Regions from separate parts of the Homo sapiens genome. Here region 2 is linked to region 1. The links are chromatin contacts, found by Hi-C or POLR2A ChIA-PET in ENCODE. All regions are on one chromosome and are shown on one strand. Each heading gives the region's core, a stretch centred on a gene start or an enhancer-like site at or near the end of the contact. The rest is flanking DNA. Distances are from core to core; before and after follow the strand shown.

Region 1 (2,643 bases), core at 54-2,553:
AGTGGCTTGGTAACTATCTTCACCATTTTCCTACCTGCTAAAAGGGAAGACAAGTCTCTTCCATCCTGTCATGTGTGCTCTGGATTACATCCACTGCTGTCAACTCAAAGACTTGTCTTCTTGACCTCATTTACCCTCCCCCAGCTACCACCAGCCTCGCGTCTCTCTTCTCAGCTGACTTTCCGAAACACAGTTGTCTAATTCGTCTTGTCTAATTCCTTACCTTCAGGTTCTCCTTAATCTATTTGCCCTGACTCCCACCCTCAGTGCTCTGTTTAAACTGCTCAGCCAGAACACCAACAAATGGCATATTGCCAAATCCAACAGGAACATTCCCATCCTCATCTGATTCAACCTTTTAGCAGCATTCATTCAAATATCTGTGGGCCAGCAATTGCATGCCATTGTTTGAGACACTAGGAACAGAGAAGTGTTCAAGGAGACAAGTGATAGAAAGCTTCCATTCTGTGGGGAGGAAGGAAGACACTGTTTATAAACAAGTCAATACTTAATTTTAGACAGGGACAAGTGCTATGAGGAATAAAAAGCAGGGTGGGGAGAGAGAAAGTGACAGGTTGGGGAGCAGTGATACAGTGGTCTGGGAAGGTCTCTCTGAGGAAGTAATATACAAGCAGAGCTCTAAATAACGTGAAGTGAACCACGCAAAGATCTGGGTGAAGAGCTTTCTAGACACTGGGAACAGCAAGCATGGTAGCTCTCAGGAGCTTGGCAGGTTCAAGAAACAGCACAAAGGCCAGTTCAATATAAGATGCCAGAGAGGTGGGCAAAAGCCAGCAGACTTAGGACTTGGGAGTCCATTGTAATGATTGTGGATTTAATTCTGAGTGTGATGAGAAACACTATGTCATCGAAGGGCTTTGAACAGAGGAGATATATAACTGGATTTACATTCTGTTAAAAGCTAAACTGACCCATAAGCAGTAGCCATGAGGTGAGAGGTTAATCTAAGAATGTAGTGTCATAGAAGCCAAGAGCAGAGTTTTTCAAGGAGGGAGCAATCAATTCAATCAAATACTGCCTACAGACTTAAGAAGGATGAGACAGAGAAGTGAAACCAGATTTGACAAGACGGTGGCTACTGGTGACCTTTCCAAGAGTATTTTCAGTTGAATATGGGTGAGAAAGCCTAAATGGAGTGAAATAAAGATAGAAAAAGGACAGTGAGACACTGGGTCCTTTCGTGGGGACTTTTAACATTAAGGGATGCAGAGGAAAGGAATGACAGATGGAGGGAGATGTGAGTGAGGTGGACAGATGGGTTTTTTTTGGTTTTGTTTTTAGAGATGGAAGACATTACATGACGCTTCTTTGTTAATGGTAAGTTTCAAACATACTGTGGTATGTGGCTCTCACCTTAAAATGAGTGTTCAGACTGGCTGATCACTCCTTCCTCTCTGAAGCACTTTCCTCTCTTAGCTTTCCACAACGAAACACTCCTCTGATTTTCCTTCTATCTCGTCTGCCCATCTCAGTTTCCCTCACTATCTGTTCCTCTTCCAACACCAGATCTCTAAATGTGGGAATTCCTCAGGGCTCTGTCCTTGGCACTCTTCTCTATATCTAGTTAATCTGATCAGAGAGATGACTGTAAATATAAATGCCATGCTAGCAATTCCCACAGTTGCTTTGCTTGATCAGACCTCTTTTCTGAGTTCCAGATTCTCAACTGCCTATTTGCCACCTCCACTTTAAATTTCATAGGCAACACAAGCTTTCTGTGTTTAAAACCTTTCCCTCACCATTCAGTAGCTAGTACTCCAACCCACCCTGTTGCTCAAGTAAGAAATGTGGAAACCCCCTTGATTTCTTCCTCACACTTATCTTCTATATCTAGCACAGCTGCAAATAATATATTTTGGAGATATATCTAAAACTTCAAATCTGTCTGCCTTTTTTTTTTTTTTTTTTTGCATTTTTTTTATTGCCACCAGTGTAGTCCCAACCTCCATCCTCTCTCACCTGGATCACAGTAAGCCTCTGCCCCTGCCAATCCATTCTCCACAAAGCAGAGTGATCTCTAGGAAAGCAACTCAGGTTGTGTCCCACTCTTAGGTAAAACCCTCCAACAGTTTCTCATGCCTCAGAATGAAATCTAATCTCCTTATCCTGGACTCTAACAACCCCCTCGATTTAGCCCCTACCTGCCCTATCTCTTGCACTCTTTCCTTGCTCACTCAATTTCAGCCACTGGTGTCCTTCCATGCTTTCATTCATTCATCCTCAGGCCTTTGAGCATGTTATTCCTTCTGCTTTACACAGCCTCTCTCTGTTCTTTGCCTGGTTATCTCCTACTTGTCTGGTTCTCTGTGTGTCACTTTTCCCACACAGGTCTTCTCTGACTTCCTAATACTAAATTAGGATCATAAGTCTCAGTTTCCTCATTTCTGAAATAAGTTATTCTGCGTATTAAATGAGATCTTTCATGTAAAGTTGTTGGCACAGTAACTAGCACACAGTGTGTACTTCATTTTAGCTGTTACGGCCAGGCACAGTGGCTCACGCCTGCAATCCCAGCACTTTGGGAAGCCGAGGTGGGCAGATCATGAGGTCAAGAATTCGAGACCAGCTTGGCCAACATGGTGAAACCCCATCTCTACTAAAAATACAAAAAAAATTAGCCAG
Region 2 (2,643 bases), core at 50-2,549, 37 kb after region 1:
CTGCAAGCTCCGCCTCCCGGGTTCACGCCATTCTCCTGCCTCAGCCTCCCCAGCAGCTGGGACTACAGGTGCCCGCCACCACGCCCAGCTAATTTTTTTCTATTTTTAGTACAGACAGGGTTTCACTGTGTTAGCCAGGATGGTCTTGATCTCCTGACCTTGTGATCCGCCCACCTTGGCCTCCCAAAGTGCTGGGATTCCAGGCGTGAGCCACCGTGCCTGGTGGTTTTTTAAAGTATTAAGAATAATACTGGTGCTATAGAAAATGGCGGGAAGTGCTGACACCAGGCAGCCCAGCAGTCCTGAGGGCCCAGGTGAGATAAGATCCATTTTTCCAGGATTCTTTTCTGAAAAAATGCTCTAAGCACTAATGGTATGGCAAACATACAGAATTAAGGTTTTGCTAGATGAATGTAATGAAACTATAAGCAACGAGGTTGAGTACTGGGAAGAGAATGGATGAACTGCTGAACCACAGAGTCTAGCATTGACAGGAAACTAAAGCAGATACTAGAGACATTAGAGAAAATAAAAAACTTAAGTGGCTAAAACCCCAAAAGTTGAGAATATTTTATAGTGGGAATAACATAGTAGGTAAACTGGAAGGCTCCAAGAAGCTAATTTCACCAGAATTTTTTGGAGCCTATTGTAGTTGATGGGCTATAGTCCTTGAAAAATCAACACATATCACTAATTTTAAATACCATTCCCTTGACATGTATCGGTCTCAGTAAAATGCAAATCCTTTACTATGCACCCCCACCCCAGATTATGCCATAAGCAGCTTGCTAAGTAGCCCTTCAGAATTCCATGTTTCCTTTCTTCCTCTATTCTTGTAGAAAAAACTTAAAAAACTATTTCAGTACTTACTAGCTTCTTTTAAAAAGTTAATTATGCTCTTTGAACATGTGTCCTAGAAAAAAAGAAATAAAAAACAGTTAATTAGGAGTATCTAGGTTATGTGAAGCATTCATCAACCTCCTATTGACAGAAATTATCGATAGGCAAATTTTATATATAAGTAACTTTAACATGAACACTTCTTAAACTTTGGCCTCATAATTTCACAAAAATTAGGCTGCAAGTCACCATATTCATCAGATACTGGCAGACACTAACTTCTGCGGCTATGACACCAAGCAATACTGAAATCTCTTATCTTTCCAGGGGGGTTGTTCATGTATTCAGTGTTTGCAAAGAGTTCCTGCTGAGCTAAACACAGTCCACTGTGCACTCTACGAAAGAGTCCATGAGACAAGCATGGGGGAGGGTAGGAAGTTTAATACTTTCACAATGCCTGTGGAGACGCTGGCAGTGATGAAAGCCTAGAAAACTCATGAAAGGACCTTTTATGAGCAGGGTGAATGTAGAGCACAAAAGCAAAGTCAGATGACCCACTTAAAGCTTTGCCTTTACTGATGAGAATTCATTCTCATTCCAGATTAGTCTCTCTCTAGAAAAAGCAAACCTTATATAAGAGTTGGAAAATTAAGATACAGGAAGTATAATTCTACTAAATTCCAGTTTTTCCTTCTCAAATATCAGCCTAAGTCCTAAGGTCTGTGGCCAAAGACAGAAAATACAAGGCGCTGAGAAATATGCTATTTATCTTGGTGTAACAATCTCTGACTGTTGGGGTTTGAGGAAATTTAAGCTCTACAATCCATAGATCAGACCAGAAGTTTAGGGTAGTAATATTATGAGAGGAAATAGTTTCTTTCTGGAACTTATATAAAGCAAATAAATGGTAAACCTGATTTGCAAGGTAATGACAGTCCAAGTTCCTTCAAAGCAGAGAACCACTTATTTGCTCATTCATTCAACTAAGTTCCTTGTCTTGTGCCAGGCTGGAGAGAGAAAGCAGCTCCTGTCCTCAAGGAGCTCACATCTCAGGCATCTTCTCACCCTCCTTTCTCATGTTAACCAAAACATTTCAGGTTCATCAATGAAACTCTTCATCCAGGAGGCAGATAAAATGGCTTCTCTTCATTTTGATTCATTTACTCTTTCTTTTATTTATTTTATTATTATTATTTTTTTTTTTTCTGAGAAGGAGTCTCGCTCTGTTGCCCAGGCTGGAGTGCAGTGGCGTGATCTCGGCTCACTGCAACCTCTGCCTCCCGGGTTCAAGCGATTCTCCTGCCTCAGCCTCCCAAGTAGCTGGGATTACAGGCATGCGCCACCACGCCCGGCTAATTTTTGTAATTTTAGTAGAGATGGGGTTTCACCATGTTGGTCAGGCTGGTGTCAAACTCCTGACCTTGTGATCCGCCTGCCTCAGCCTCCCAAAGTGCTGGGATTACAGGTGTGAGCCACCATGCCCGGCCTACTCTTTCTTTTAAACAGAGAAATAAGATGGAATATTTTTATCCCATCTTTTCTTCTGTAATTAAAAAAGGAATACGAAGAAACTTGACATAGTCTCTCTCCTCATGTGCTCTCTTACTTCCCATCCCAATTCCATGTTTGCTCTCTTTTTCCTCTCTCCTTCTGTTTTGTTGTGAATGAAGAATTAGGTAACTAGTCCAAAACTACAGAGCTACACCTGGAGCCTAGATTCACTGGTAGCCAAATCACTAATTTTTCTGAAGGTAAATGGGAGAAAAATGGGGGTTGGGGGGAAAGCTCATTAATACAGTTCTA

What was found. Hi-C counts contacts between places; a loop is a spot of excess contacts on that map. ChIA-PET counts read pairs that join two places held with the same protein, here RNA polymerase II (POLR2A). Pooled maps may share reads with other maps.
Region 2: a loop to region 1 is called in a pooled map, with 1.8 times the contacts of the local background. The contact joins two enhancer-like sites. A Hi-C loop is called at or near these places in 1 of 168 maps with a recorded cell type or tissue (dorsolateral prefrontal cortex), 2 of 37 single-sample maps with no recorded cell type and 8 of 50 pooled maps. POLR2A ChIA-PET finds 5 or more read pairs at or near these places in 6 of 52 experiments (OCI-LY7, WTC11, activated CD4-positive, alpha-beta T cell and 3 more).

The regions. Positions count from the first base shown.
Region 1 is chr20:2,982,856-2,985,498 of GRCh38, reverse strand. All of the region lies in intron 6 of PTPRA (protein tyrosine phosphatase receptor type A), which reads right to left. Among named protein-coding and RNA genes, the nearest start is that of GNRH2, 59 kb to the left of the region's middle. Within about 2 kb of position 1,303, at least 4 of the 41 ENCODE cell types and tissues checked have a DNase peak (open chromatin) inside an H3K27ac peak, as active enhancers do.
Region 2 is chr20:2,946,252-2,948,894 of GRCh38, reverse strand. PTPRA (protein tyrosine phosphatase receptor type A) reads right to left here. Exons shown (of 24, transcript NM_001385305.1): 3 at 871-913. Among named protein-coding and RNA genes, the nearest start is that of PTPRA, 74 kb to the right of the region's middle. Within about 2 kb of position 1,299, at least 4 of the 41 ENCODE cell types and tissues checked have a DNase peak (open chromatin) inside an H3K27ac peak, as active enhancers do.